Regions from separate parts of the Mus musculus genome. Here region 2 is linked to region 1. The links are chromatin loops, found by intact Hi-C in ENCODE. Cell type or tissue: left cerebral cortex. All regions are shown on one strand.

Evidence for each region. Hi-C counts contacts between places; a loop is a spot of excess contacts. Peaks named below come from ENCODE experiments on the same cell type or tissue, not always from the same donor. Only the 100,000 strongest peaks of a DNase experiment are listed, where the experiment ranks them.
Region 2: it touches region 1 in a loop (5-fold over the local background); 2 of 42 quality-filtered maps call a loop at or near these places.

What each region holds. Positions count from the first base shown.
Region 1 is chr8:67,730,176-67,738,175 of GRCm38, reverse strand. The region is part of intron 12 of Psd3 (pleckstrin and Sec7 domain containing 3); the gene reads left to right. Among named protein-coding and RNA genes, the nearest start is that of Gm32888, 130 kb to the left of the region's middle. In left cerebral cortex, no CTCF peak of the experiment used is centred here; DNase peaks (open chromatin) are centred at 2,261, 2,872, 4,124, 4,557 and 1 more place; H3K27ac peaks cover 4,471 bases.
Region 2 is chr8:67,814,216-67,822,215 of GRCm38, reverse strand. All of the region lies in intron 9 of Psd3 (pleckstrin and Sec7 domain containing 3), which reads left to right. Among named protein-coding and RNA genes, the nearest start is that of Gm32888, 46 kb to the left of the region's middle. In left cerebral cortex, a CTCF peak has its summit at 7,338 (motif pointing right); DNase peaks (open chromatin) are centred at 3,914, 4,393, 4,985 and 7,351; H3K4me3 peaks cover 4,723 bases; H3K27ac peaks cover 4,524 bases.

The DNA of each region.
Region 1 (8,000 bases):
ATTTTATTATTTCTGTGCTTTCTTCCTGTATTATTCTAATTAAATGTTGACCAATTTTATTGGAGGAAAAATACTTCTTAGAGACCATAATTTCTTTCCACTTGTTTTTTATTCTCTCTCTCATATCTTCACAAGATTTAATTATTTCCTTTCTTTGGTAGTTCATTTAGGCATAAAATTCAGAAATTTAATGTTGCTTTTCTCTTCACTGCAGATGCTCATTGCCAGGAACTCTTACTGGTGCTGCTTTTCATGCACCCCCTAAGCTTTGATTTCATAAGTTTGTCTCTAGATAATTTCCATGTTTTCTTTTGATTTCCAGAACACATTGGCTCAAAGAGTAAGGCAGAGTATGTCTAATTTCTGCACATTTTCTTCCGCCCTTTTCACAACATTAGTTGTAAGATGTGACTGACGTCATTTCAGCTGTCTTTAATCTGAAGCTTGAAAGGTAACATGTGACCTGGGGTGGAGAGAATGGTACATGCATACCTCAGAAGAACATAGTGTCCACTGCTCTGGATATGTCTAAATATTTCCCCGGTAGCATTCTTTCAGTCATTTATTGCCTTTCAGCGTAATGCCTGCCAGTTTTTCTATCTGTCACTGAAGTGGAACGTGGAAATCCAGTATTTCCTCATGTCTGTCAGTGTTTGACAGGTCATTTTACAAGAGCTAATTGTTGAGGGGACGGAAAGGGACAGAGAGAGGGGGGGTTGATTTCTATTCCTCATGGATTGACTTTATTATCATCATTATTATCATGGATGCAGTCTCTCTTGGCCATTTTTATTTGAAGTTTATTTTGTCTGGTGCACTTAGACTATGTCTCTTCTTTGCTGGCTATTTTCTGTATGGATTTCCTTTTCTGTAACCTAAAGGATGGTTCTTTTAATGATAGCATCTTTCTTTTGTTTGTGAAGTCCATTTAGCCATTTCCCTTTCTTTTGATTGAGTAGCACAATCCGTTAATCCTTGCTGTAAGAGTAGCATGCTGTGGAAATACCCTTCACCTTTACAGGACACTTTTGCCAAACACTATTCTTGCATAGCAATGTTTCTTATACTCTCAGGATATAAACTCTCACAGCCCTTTCTGAAGTTTTACTGCTGAAAAGTCTGCTGAAAGCCTTGCAAGCATTTTGTGGTATGTGACAAGTCATTTTTCTCTCCTATACTCTGATTTCTCATAACATTGTGATCTGTTTACATCCATCCTATTGAGCTGTATTTGTCCACTTCCTTTCTGTATTTGAGAGGTGTTTCTGTCATATCTGTAAAGAATCTCCCTACCCCTTTTGTCTTTTTTTTCTTTTTTTACTTCCATAATGCGTATGTTGCTGTCTCCATTGTTGAATCTCTCAGTTAAAATTTCATCTCAGGTATTGTATTCTTCAGCTTAAAATTTCCTCTTCTATCTTTAGATATTTGTGTTTCTTTGGTCCTGTAATCATTTTATTATGTATCATTTTATTGAGCATATTGAACCTCTTTGTCATGATTATTTTATGTTTTATCCAATGCAGTTAATTACCTTCCTTTCCTTATAGCTTATTTCCTTATAGTAAATATATTTTTCTTCCTTAAACCAAATTCTTTATTTCTTTATATCTCTTCTGGGCTCCTTTAAAAATTTTTCCAACTGAAAAACAACTACCTTTGATAGCTTAGGAAGAGCTTGATACAGAAAAGACTCTCCACTCAAGGCCTGTTTAGAGATTCTCTTTAAGAACATGTTGTTTCTTTGTACCTGTGCATGGAATTTTCAATTATAGAGGATTGTTAGTTTCTTTTACAGAAACTCATTGTCTTTATACCCTCTAATATCTGTCTTCATTGCTCCGGGTTATATGGCTCCACAGTTGCAAGCCACCCAGCTTTTCCTTATTCTAAACAATTATTTCATAAATACCAAGTCACCAATCAGGTAGCATTTCCTCTCTAAGGTTCTAAAAGGAGTCAGGTCACTGGATGGATACTTGCTGCCTCCCTGTCTCTCCCAAGGGAGAGATCTTGAGCTCCCCCTGCACAAAGATGTTTTATGCACCAACCTCTTGCTTTTCTTCTTTGTTCTCTGCAACCCCCAGGCTCCCAAGCTAACAATTCTGCTAAAGTTGTTAGTGCTCTAAGGCAAAGGTTGAGTCTCCCATGTTGTCCTTGGTAAATCTAGAATGCTGGCCACATGCTCTGCTTTCTTTTCCCTCCCTAGAGAGAAACTTTAAAGTTGAGTGCCTATCTCCAGATTGTTTCAAGCTGTGCTGGCTACAGCAAACCACCCACCACTTTCTTTTGTTCTAAGCAATCCGCAGGCATCCAAAGCATGCCAGTTCCATCCTGCTTATAGGGAGCCAAGAGAAACACTTTAGAAGGGTGATATAAATATTCAAAAATTATTTGATTCATTGCTACACTTTACTTTCTACAATAATACCACCTATATGGTTAAAGGAATTATTCTATGAATCTAACAGCCCATTGTCTCTCACCAGATACATGGAGACAGTGGTTGATATTCAGATTAACCATGCTCTTAATTGGCCAACTATCTTGTATTGTCCTTTATTTTCCTATGGAGTTGTTACAGCTTTTGATTTATATGTTCTTTTTTGTGGCCTTCCCAAATTAGCATGTGTGCAGGCTGAGCTCATACTGGTCCTTTCAGATGGCTTTGTCTCTGTAGGGAGCAAGGTTTTGAAATTAAATTCCACATAGCACAGCTGTTTCTCTTGTATAAGTCCCATCTCTTGCCTCACTTTTTTGTTTTCTCTAACATCGCCATCTTTGACTAAAGCCCTACTTTGAATACCTAACCACAGGATATCCACCCCCTCCATCTCCTCGTAAATCTAGGCATGGGAGTTCTCCTGCACTCAGTATTTTGTAGAGTGATGCCAAAAAACAAAAGCTGTTTCCAAATCACCATTTTTTCCCACTCTGTCTTCTCCCTTAGAATTGTATTAGTGTCAGTCCAAGTCATCTAGAAAGAGAGGAGAAGAGGCTGGGTGTTATGGAGGGAACAGTTTTGTATTTGTTGCTGCTTCAGCACTAGTTTGCTCCAAAAGAGTTACTTCTCCTGACTTATGGAATGCAGCAGATTGCATTTGGAAAAAGTTGTATACAATCTCTTCCATAAAGAGAGAAGACTGGCAACAAATGTGTGTGTGTGTGTGTGTGTGTGTGTGTGTGTGTGTGTGTGTGAGTGCGCTTGTGCATGTACACATACACATTTCACATATTTGTATGGTTGGGTGTGCATGTGTGTGTGTTTATGTATCCATGGGTAAGTGTGTTGAGTGTAAGGTATGTGTAAATCAGTAAGAATGCTCGGATAACTAAAAAGTGTAGCATCTTTTTAAATAAGAAGAAGCACTTTAGAAAGAGGCAACCATTTTTTAAATGAAGTTTATTTTTTTATTTGAGATTATAATTTTATTGTTTTTTTCATAGAACACGTATAGATTGTCCGATGCCAAACAGTCAGCCCTGAAGAGTGCATATGTGTAACATTACACAGATCAAATGGGCTATATTTAGGCATGCATATGTATGTGCATATGCATGTAAAAGCAGTTAGTGAACCAGGAGGCCTTGGATTTGAAGGAAAGCAGAGAGACGCAGGGAAGGGCAGCCATCTTTTATAACCAAGTTCTGCTTTCCTTCAATTATTGTTAACATTCTTTTAAAAATTAAAAAGTCTAAAACATGAATGCTTGAAATCTGAACTGGAATGAACAATACCCATTCACAGTAACCTCATGTAAATCCTAGAGACTAGAGCATCAGTCATCAGGAACTCATTGGCAGATCTGGATTGTTTATGGACATACCCGCTTGCTTTTACTTTAGAAGGGTCTTTAGGTTACTGAGCTGCCCACATCAGCTGCAGTAAATAGACAGCCTTGGAATTGAGGTTCTTTACTGCTAATATGTTCTACAGAAGGCAAGGAATGTTCATTGCTGATAATCTCTAATCCTCCCTGATGCCTAGTCTACCAGAACACAGTAGCAGATGCTAGACAAAAGGTAAACTGTGTAGTGGCAATGTTATTTTGGATTGCGTACACTTTTTGTTTTACATCCTCTCAGAACTGTTGAAAGCTAACCACATGTCAGACATTATGAAAAATTCCAGACTTTTCAAAGGTGACTAAGACATACTGCCTTCTGTCTGCCTACGTAAAGATCAGAAAATAGGGGAAAGAAGCTAAATTGGGCATTCACCAAAACAGTAGAACAAAACAATAACGTTGAAAATATTTTTACTGAAGAGGGCCACCTAAAGCATGTTTTAAAAAATAGGTATCTATATATCTATAGACAAACAGACAGGAGTAAATCTCCAATGAACAAGCACATAGCAGACTATACAGCACAAAGCATTTTAGCCAAAAAGTAATAATTTCAGAGAATGTCTCATTTTCAATACTGGCCAATGATGCTTTCGTGTTCATACTATGGGATGAGTAGGCCATAGCAAGCCATAGACTGATAATGAAAATTGTGTTTCAAATAATGTGTGTTGTGAAGCCTAAAGAGATGGCGTCATCACACTGTCCTAGTCTGTCCATGTATACAAGAAGCTGCTTCCTTCCCAGAGACTGGCACTCCCACCAGCAGGCAGGACGCAGGTCCTCAAATGATTTAGGTGGGCAGCTCTTCCCATAGGACCTCATTGGGTACAACAAGTACTACATTGTTTCTCCCTCCTGTTCTTGGAATGGCATTATATCCTAGAAGTCACACATACACACACACACACACACACACACACACACACACACACACACACACCCTGTACCTCAGGTACAGCTGAGAAAAAGTATCACTGAATCCTGTTAGCTACGCACTGACTATGTTACAGGACTGTAACTTGAAAGGCTCTCTCTTCCCTACTTTAGTCATCAAAAAGAGGAAAAATTGGTGCTTGAGTACACTGTGTACTGAGTGCTAAACTGTAGGATTTGATATATGTTAAATGAATTTAAGTGTTCCTGTGACTCATAATTTCAGCATACAATGAATTTATTATGTTCAGTTTATTATCCATCAGAAGACAAAGAAATCCTCTGTTTGGGTGAAGTCATAAGAAAAAGGCCACCATTTCCCTAGACCAAATTCAGTTTAATTCATATCAGTACCAAATCAACTCACTGGTGTGGATGGGCCTATGGTGTGGTGATACAAAGACCTTAGGGTCTAGCATTTGTCCTGAAGGTCACTAGTCCGCTTAGATTCTGCATCTATTCTCTTGACTGACACTATTATTCTCCATACAAATTCCTTGGCATCAGTGACTTTTGTTTTCCCTTCTAAGAGGCCACCCCAGTATGGTCAGGAACCATTCCATCACTGTATCCTAGCCAAAGATGGCTGCCAGTATACTGGACAATGTTGCCAGACACAAAAGGAAACAAGGATTCTGCTTACTAGATTCTATGAGTGAAATGGGTCTCCTAAAGAGACATGTTAGCCAGCCACTAATGCTTCATTGACTGCAGCCCCAGAAGTGCCATGCACAGAACCCCTCTGCCCTTGGAAGAACAATGTTGCCAACTGCTCTGCAATTACTCCAAGCCTTTCATCAAGATTTTTCAACTATGAAATAGCCTCTAATGATTTTTATTCATGTAAGAAAATAAAATTTGAGCTTTCATTAAGATTGAATAGTAAAACTTTCCTCCTCCAAAAAAAACCCAAACAAACAAAAGCTGTAAATCATCAGAAAAACTAAGCCCTATTCTGTGTTAACATAATGGGGGAAAAACTCCCAGTTCTTGGTCTTCATTCAGCCAGCTTCCAGCCTTCCTTTGTTGCAATCAAGTACATTTACCAACGAGAACATCAAAAGTTGACTTAATATCTCACATCTGTCAGGTGTGTCAACTGTCCTGTGTGCTTATAACCCTCTATGCCACTGTCTCCTTCACATGCTCACATGATACAGCACTTTCTTAGACATTATTATGAGAAATTTGTTAGTCTACAGTAGGGCCCCTAGGAAAATCTCCCTCGGAACAGCAACCTAAGTTTGATCAATGGAACTTACATAAAGGTGGAAGAAGAGAAGTGACTTCACAAACTTGTCACTGGGGGCTGGAGAGATAGCTTAGCACTTAGGAGTTCACAACTGCAGCTCCAAGGACTGATGCCCTCAAGCAGACAGACATGCAGATAAGACACCAATGCATTTATAAATAAATAAAAAGATGTCAACCATACAATTAAAATAAATAAATAAACCTGTCCTCTGACAACACACAGTCACATGGCACACATGCCTCCTGACACACCAATGATAGCCTTTTTTAAAATGTTAAACCTAACCTATTGTATTTGCAGATTTACATTTAAGTATAAGTATTCGTTAACTTGAACTTTAGCTAACAAGCTACCAATCCAATACAGAAGACAATAACGTTAATTAGGAAGTAAGATGATAAGGTTTGCTCATCTTTAAGATTAAGACTCTGCTGGATTTTTTTAAATGTTATAAATGACAGATGCAGTTGTAACACAGTGTTGGAGAGTTCAGTATTTTGTCTGAAAAGTTTAAGAACAGTAAGAGTAATTGGATTCCATCAAGGCTCTGAAGAAGGAAGTGGGCTCTTAAATCATGCAGAAGTGTGTGTGAATAAACACTAAGAAAAGAAGGGAAGATCATGAAGAGATTTCAATGAAAGTGATATCTACGCCTATACTAAAATGACATATGAAAAAATAAAAGTCATATAGGGCTACAACGAGGACAGTCTTATGTGGGTGTGTAGGTGTAACGCCATAGCACATTTGGGTAGCTTCAAGATCAGTGAAATATAAAAAAGTATTCAGGGCAGCTTGAAAAGGCCTAAAAAGCTAGATTGAAGAGTTGAGACTGAGTGAATGTGGAGCCAGTGTTTGAAATGAACGGAGACAGTTTGTTTGAAATGAACGGAGACAGTTCTTATAGTTTAGAAGCATCAGCCTTTGTGCAGGGTGAAAAGTGACCTAGAAGCAGATTCACTGATGCATGCATGCAAACTAGATTGAACAAGACTATGTTAACAGGGAAGGATCTAGTGGGTGAATTCTAACTAAGGTATTGAATTCCAAATTCTATGGAATAGGAAGAGGCTATGTCTAGTATGCATATTCAGATCTGAAACCAAAGAAAATGCCTAGAAGTAGTTTACAGAGTCAACAACAAATTATTGTTAATTCAAAGCATAGGAATATAGATTGAGAAGATAAGGGATAGAACAAGGGTATACAGACACCATATTTACTGGAGGAAAAATGGCAAAACATCCTTACAGAGCTGAAATGAAGTTGCCAAAGAACTAAAAAAGCTAAGAGAAAGAGATATTGCAGACATGAGAGATGTCAGGAAGATTTCCACCTTGTAAAGCAGGAATTAGACCATGTCACATGTATTCAACAACCAGAAAGTTATGTATAGAAGCTTTGATGGAGTGATGGGTAGTGGAAACCAGGTTAGAAAAGAGTTGAGGACACAGATAGAGAGCTTATTGACAACTTCCTATGCTCTCTTCTGGTGTCTCCTGCCTATGACTTTTTTTGTTTTTAATTAATTTATTTATTTCATGGATGTGGGTACACTGTCACTGTCTTCAGACACACCAAAAGAGGGCATCGGATCCCCATTACAGATAGTTGTGAGCCACCATGTGGTTGCTGGGAATTGAACGCTGGACCCCTGGAAGTGTAGTCAGTGCTCTTAACCATTGAGCCATCTCTCCAGTTTTGCAAGTAGCAGTTCCCAGTCTTTATCTCATTTCTAGTTAATCTCTGAGTCTTTCCTGTCACTGATTTCTCTCTAGAGGGAAATGAATTCCATCTGTCATTTTCTCCTGACAGAGGTCTTGTTGAGTTTGTCTACCCTGTACACAGTCTTGTCTCCACCATTACCTCTCTTCTCTCTGCCCTCCTCCCAGTGACCTTGGGCTTTAATGCAAAATCTTAACCTACAGGCTACCCAAATAGTGATGTCAGAATCATTGACA
Region 2 (8,000 bases), 84 kb before region 1:
TGACCCCTCAGCCCCGCCCACCCTCAGCCTTGCTGTGCCTCTAGACGATTGAGTCCTACAATTCATTTTCACGTTGTCTTCTCTCCAGTGTGCATAACTGAACCTCTCACTTCCCCTTCATTTAGCTCATGTTTGGCTTTGGCTCTTTGTTTGTTTTGGTTTTGTTTATTTGTATGTTTGACTAATTTTCCAAAATATTATTTTAGAAAAGAGGAAAGCTTCTGTCTACATACCATTATTGTCCTAGCAATTATTTCATTTAACGTCTGTGAGCCTTTAAGTTCCTTGATACTCCAAAGAAATTTACTGTTGCCAGTGTGCTATTATAATTGAATGATTCAAAGTTGTGTGAGTTGTATATGTCCCCACTACCCATTACCTACTAGGCACATAATAAAAAATGTGTTTAATGGATTCATTGTAGTTGTTATTATTAGTAGTACTATCGTTATTACTATTATTATTAGCTAAAGCCTTTTTAAGAAGATCCGTTTGGACTCGTAATAGATAGTATCCTCATTCCGAGAAAGCATCAGAATGGGAAGTGCTAGCTCACAGCCCTCCACAGTTAATGGATTTGCCTTAATATTATCCCCTACCATTCTGTTCTGTTAAGGAAGTCACCTTTGTTTTTTGCTGAAGCTTTCATAGAAAGTTATTTTTTGCTGTTAAACAGCTGCTGCTCTCTAGGTGGCTTGCCTTTATTTTATTGGAAGCAATCTGTCTGCATAGGCCAGCTAATGTCTAGAACAGGCAAGGCCTCAGAGTAGGCTACTGCAGAACAGGGCCATGTGATATGTCTTTGAACTGATTCTTTCATATTACATCTAGTTGTAAACCATATATAGCCATATCAAGACAGTGGGCAGTAGAAAGGAAGTATAGAACAAAAATACAGTTTGTTTAGAAAGCCATGTTATTTAAATATGATATATTACATCTATATTTTCTGAACACATTTTCTAAATTTATTGTAGCAAATGACAGTAAACTCAATGTCCAATAATGTGGTACCAGTGAAACATAATATATTCATATAATGTAATATCATGCAATTAATAATGAATTAGATAGCCTTATATGCTATTAAATAAATAGCAATAATATCTATGTTTCCATGTATTTCCCATAATAAGTAAATGTATATATAATATATAATAAATATGTATATATACATATATATTATATTTGTATGGATTTACTCTGAAAAGAGATACATGCAAAACATGTAGTAGTTCTTGTTTCTGAGTAGAAAGTCTAAGCAACAGAATGGGAAAAGGGCTTCAACTGCATGCTTTCTTGTAAGCAAATCAAAAGAATTCATTGCTTTTTCACTATATTCACTTTTCAGAAAATTAAATTCCTATAAAAAGCAAGGTCAATGACATGAAATCTGATAGGCAGACTTGTCTTCTATTTAAGTAGTTTGTTTATTCCATCCGTAGTCACTGAAATGTTTACTAGCTGCTGACATGGGTTCTGAGATGGCTATGGCCTTAGACCAATTCTGGAGGTACTGGAGTGGTAGGGCTCATAATGAAGAATGCCTAGGGTGGAAGATAAGGATTGTTAAGAAGAGTAACTAGTGGCAATAATTTTGGAAGGTAACCCTTAGGTTGACCTTTGGATGATGAGAAGCCAACTATGGAGACCGTGGGAAAGGGGTGAGGGACAAGGCAACACAGCTCCTGGAAGAAGGGCAGCAAAGAGGAATCACTGAAAAGGTTTACAAACGGAGACAAGCCCATGTTCCATTCAAAGATATTATGGAGACTATAATCTGGAATATTAACCTGGCATGAGGACATGGATCTGATTAAACATAACAATAATGGAGAACCAAGAACCAAAGGACCCTGAGAGCATCAAGAACTCAAAGGGCTAGGACTCTCAGGTGCTTAGGAGGTTAGAGGCACCTTCTGCTCTTGGTCATTGGACTGTGAAGGCCATTGACAGACAGAGGTATGTGTTCTGGAACACAGAATGCAGGGTGGGAAAGGTTCACTGCATCTGCAGTGTTGGGGAGATGTGCCCTATCATGTAGTACAGCATTAAGGGCTTGGATCTGGTTGTTTTAAGCATCCTAGACTGACCATCCTTATCTTACAGGTGATGGTGTTGTAGGTATTAAGCAGATGCAAGTGGTTATAAATTATTAAAGTTAATGGCTAGCTAATACCAGTTGAGCAGCAATGGGACAAAAATAATACATTCCTTCCATTTCTCCCAGAAGTGGAGTTGGATGTCATATTATCAGATATATTTTTCTTTCTCACTGGTTTTAGTAACCACTTGTTAGAGAAAAGAAAACCACCTCAGGAGAAATTCTAAAGCCATCTATGGAGACTGGCAAATATACATAGGCTTAAATAATAAGTGCTGTCTGTTTTGCCCTCTCTGAGGAGACTCCATTTATATGCAGTGTGCTGCTTGGACTCTGTTGTGATGCAGAATCTTTGTGGTCCCACCTTGAATGTTACAGTGGATAGAAATGGTTATAATATGCTCTAGCTACAATTGCTTATATTATAAACGATTAGCATTATTGCACTGTTAACAGTACATGTTTTATATCTTTGAAACATGCTCTATAAACTATAAAGCCATTGCATTCCTAACCAATAACTTGAGGTGAGAAAGGCATGCCTGGAAGAAGACAAAATGATAGCATAGACTCTGAACTCCATGCATCCCTAGAGGCAGCTGAGCCCTAAGTGCTTCTAAATTTATTTTCTATTATTATTTTAAACCAAATTCCACTCACATTTGTCAGTGTGCTTATAGAATAGTTGGCGCCCTGAGGCTTCAGAGAAAAGGTGGGGACAGTGAAGGGAAGTGGAACGCAGCCTGTCATGATATCAGAAAATCAAAGGCTCCAGAGTTCCCTTTCCCTGGGCTGGTTAACAGAGGGGGGCAGCAGCCCAATATCTTAATGTCCAAGCACATCAGGACCTGGTTGTATGTTATATAGAATTCTCAAGAATCAAAACGGGAGTTAGATTTAAGTATCATAGGGAATTGAGGCAGTGTTTTTGGCAGAATAGTTTTTACATACTATTTTTGTTTTGTTAATTTGTATTAATACCCAAACCAAGACCTTATTCTGCAGCTGACCTGCAAGTCTGGTATTACAGTTAAAGTTATTACATTCAAAAGTAACTTGGTGTATCAGAACTAAATATATCTCATTTTCTAACAACGTCCAACTTGTAAATTTTTTTCTCACAAAGCAGCAGGTTTCCATTTACACAGAGCATTTGTGGCCTTCGAAAATCTCCTTATTGATCTAGATTGGATTTATTGATCTTACCCTAAGCCATATTTAACACCCTCTTTTTTCCCCTTAACTTTCAGTATGACAGGGAGGTAACTAATATCCTTCTGCATTTGCTGAGCAAGTCAGCAATTTCTGTCTAAGTCCTAGGCTGTAGCATTCTAAGGTTATAGGAAACATTAATTCTTCTGATCAGCAACACAATTTAAAATAGGAAAGAAAGGAAAATTATTGATTACCGTGATGCCTTTGTGGCTAGTCTTGTGCCACAAGCCTGTAATTGATTGAGCCTGGTGACACCCTGATACCCATCTGCATTTCTTTTCCCCGTTTAGAAATGGAGATCCATCTGTCCTCACCACACGTGGTGCCTTGCAGATTACTTGCGACTTTTATTTGTGGTATCTCTGTTTTGTTGTTGACATTAATGAGATTACTGCACAATATCACAAGAGAAATTGGTGTTGCTCTTTGGAATGTTAATGAACTGCTTGCTTGGCCAATTGCCATTTGTTCCCGTGTATGAATGTGTGTGTGTGTGTGTGTGTGTAAAAGAGCCGAGTAGCAGGGGTGGGATTACATTTTTTTTCCTCTTTGCAGCTAGTGACGTGAGCCGTGCCTGGAACAATCAGACTCGCTGCAAACAGGGTAGTTGAAGATGCTGGGGGAGGCAGCCTGGTGCTTCCTAAGCTAAGGCGATCGATCTCAGAGCTGCTCAGGAGCTGCTTGGAGCTGCTGGAGTACAAGCGGCAGAGTTCCTTCAGCATTAGAGCTTTGTAACGGGTAGAAAGTGCCTTTTTATTTCTCCAAACCTATTCCCTGATAGACCTTCAAAATGATTGGCGTGAATAGTGTTCAGAGTGCCAGCAAGGTACGGGTGAGGACCTCAGGTTCTGTGAAGTACTCCCGAGAGGATTCTATCCGGCGGCAGTCCCACCGGTCAAAGTCTATGAAAATTTCCAACTCCTCAGAGTTTTCTGCTAAGGAGAGCAAGGTAAAGAAATGCCATGTTAAATATTATGGACAGTTGTATGGTGGGATCGCAGGATGCTATGCATTCTGCCAGCGTCTGATATGCAGTGACAGGCTGAGAAAGTAACAGGAAGCATAAAATGGCTCTAAGATCATCAGTGGGATTGGGGTGAGCGGTGATACCTGAACTCTAGATAGGAGAATTGCTGTGCTGTGCTGTGCTGTGCAGCAGTTTTGCACAGAGCCAGTTTGTGGAAGAGAAGGACTGTAGCAGTACTGAAAGAGAGGCGATTGTGGAAACTGGTGGTTGGCATGGTGGTCGTGTTATAGTCTCAGAAAGGTTGCCTTGACAAATGGCTTTTAGTATGGCATATTTTTAGATCATCAGGAATGTAGAAATATCTTGTTTAATTTTTATCTTTCATTGAGTTCATTTTTTTCTTCCCTCTCCCATTCTGTCCCCCTCCCCCAGTCTGCGGAGCTAATGTAGAAAAGCAACCCTGTTCTGTGTGCTGTATTCTTGCTGTGTTCACTGCCAGGTGTGTGTAACTGGGAGAAATTCCTTCTTTTGTGTTCCTTACGTATGTATGCACTGCTGCTGGGCTGCCATTAATAAAGCACTGGTGTTTTCTGTGACTCTCTCTGAGATAGCAATCTTGGTTGATGTGGAATGGAAGGGAGTGCTTACGTAGTGGAGTGGGCATTTACTACATGCAACATATTCTTGAGATTCTTCCCACCACCATCTGTGTGAGCAGGGTACTCAGAAACACTCCCACTCCACAGGTTTAAAAATGGAACGATGGAATCATAGGATCATAGAACTCTAGAGCTGGGATGGGGATGATTCTAACAAGACCCATAGGCTTGAAGATGTGTAGGAAAGGCTTTGGGAGGTGGGTCTGTATCATTTTGGCCTTCCCATGGGCTCTATCCAGACCCACTGGGAGTGGCATCAGGCCTAACCCCTTCAACCTTATGCCACTACCCTCCTCTCCTGCTCCCTCCCAGCCTCTTCCTCCTGTGTCATTACAGTATTGAAAGACTTTGGTCTTAACAGGTTTCCCTCAAAAAAGGGTAGAGGATGGATGGTGACTAAGAAATATGCTGGCTATCTATCACATTACATTATGACACAGTGCAATCTAACCCTATCAATCATTAGCAAATTAACCTGGCTCTAATAAGTTCTTCACAGGTGGCTTTTTCTTGGTAATTTTTAAGTACTCATCTTGGGGAAAAGCATGCATCTTTTGATAGTCTTTTAATATGACCGGAATGAGCATGTCTTGGTTCCCACTGCAACTGCTATGCGACCTCCCATGGTATGATGACTACAGTCTCCTGCTGGCATAAACCCCAAAGGCTATTAAAGTATTAAGTAGGTGTAGAAGGACATGCATGTGGTTGTCAGTGTGGTTATAAAATTTACTTTGCAAAGAGCACTAACTTAGCATCTCTGAATTTTATTTTAATGAACATTGTATTTATACCTTGTGGTCAGAATACCTGAGAAGTCAGAGGTCATCATTGGAAATGCTTTTGTAATCCAAACTCCCACCCTGATGAAAATTCAATCATTTTAATACTTTTGGTTTGCTCAGAATTAGGATGTATGGATTAACATTAGAAGCCAGAAGATGACAAATGAGCAAGTTTATCCTTTCTAATACCTTCTCTATTTTTTATGCAGTTGCAGATACTCCTATTTAATAGGAACCTGTACACTGTGGGAAGAGTATTGTATGTAAGCTCCTGGTAGAATTATAATCACATGACTATATACATGTAAATGTATAACATATATGGATATTATATGACCTCTTGAGTTCTGAGGTATTTATTAAAAATGTATCTAAGGTCTTACCTCCTAGACTCTGTCTCTGTCTCCCAGTCACCTTGTCCCTGCCTCTCTTCCTTGTGTATGTATTCCATTAGAGTTAGAGATTAGATTAAACATTATCATTCATTAGCAAATTTTGTTCACTAAATGAAGTTAATTGAATATGCTAAGCACTTGTACCCTAAACTAATTAACTGAATTTCATTATGGACAAGTGTAATTACATGGTAATCTATGTTCTTCTCTGTACTGGACATAATATATTCAAGTGCTAATAGTTAAAAGTATTATTCACCTCAGCTGTATCTAGTAGTGAAATATTATTAGTTAAAAGCAAATCAGTGTTGTTTTCCTGTTAATCAGTTAAGTGGTGTTTTTTAGTTATCTGACTCTTCAGCAAAAAATAAAAGGTTTTTTTAACCTGGTGATAAGAAAGTTTATTTCTTCTACCCCATCTGACTCTTGCCTCCATTAAAGGCAATAATAAGATAACATCAAGCATCTCAAGATAATGTCTAGAATTGAATTCTCTCCCCAAAACTCTACCTAGCCCATTCTAGAGTGAGTATAATAGTTTCCACATAGTTTAATCACAATATGTTTTATATTCTTGGAACACTGTTATCTTTGGTGTGTCTTAACTTCTGTTTTGTTGGCCATAAAACTCACTAATTTGTATAACTATGAAATTAGTTCATCTGCAGGCTTCACTTTTCATCCAATTTTGCATTTTGTGTTTTATTTGAAGAAAGTGTTAAAAGGTTTCTGAATGGATCACTTACTTATTGCCTTAAATTTTTAAAAAATATCTTTCAAGATTTTTTAACTAAATGTTTTAAGTGAAGAAATTGAATGATCCAATCTTTGTGCATCATGTTGTTATACTCTAAGGCAAATTATTTTATATCCCAGACAAATTTTGTGCGCTGTTTTCATAGAACTTACTGCCCCTCCTGTAGCACTCCTCCCCCAAACCCATCCATATCCTTAAAAGTGATGAAATCTTCTTTCTTCTGAAGAATATGATTTTTCCTTTTTCTGGATAATGTTTATATCAAATTCTGGAACAGATAAAATGTAGAGGATATTTAATGTTAATAGTTTTTTTTAAAGAAGGTTGCTTTTACATTTGTGGAAACTAGTATTAATTATCAAAGTGTCTCATTTGAGCCTGACTATGAATGCATTCAGCTATTTATTTGTCTTTTAACTGATACTTGTAGAGTTCCCATTAAGCTTCCTGGCCATGAGGGGGCACTACAGACCTTCCTGCTACCAGGGTCAACTGGACAGACTAGACACAAATAACAATTTAGAATCATTTGGTGATATTGATTCTTGACGTTTGTATGTCTTTATTCAGTTCCTTATTCTATCCATTTATGTGTTTACCATGGTGCAGGTTATTGAATGAACTTCAGGTCTCACATATGCATGGAAATTACTCTACCATGAGCATCATGCGAATTTAAAACTACTGAACGTGTCCACATTTCCTCCTTTTCATCTGGTTATATATAAAATATAAATTATATGCTATATCTTAATTTTTTCCTTGCTTAGATTAAGAACTGTAAAAGCTGGTGTTCATACTTTGATTTGTTTTTCTGTGCCCAACTCTTACCAAACTACCACGTATTTACCTGGGCCAAATCTCAGCTTGATAATGCCATTTTTTAATGCTGTTTTAGAGTGTAAAAATAACGTGAGTGGCTGAGGCATGTTGTTAGGGAACAATAGAACAACATCCACTAAGAATTCTCTCATTGATGAGGGGGTGAATTTAAATGAAATGTTTAAAAAAATTTTTTTTGATAAAGTAGCAAGGAAACTTGAGACACATCTCATAGAACTCATGGTAGTTGGGTGATGTATAGTGAAAAATTGGCCATCTGCTTTGTGAGCCACGGT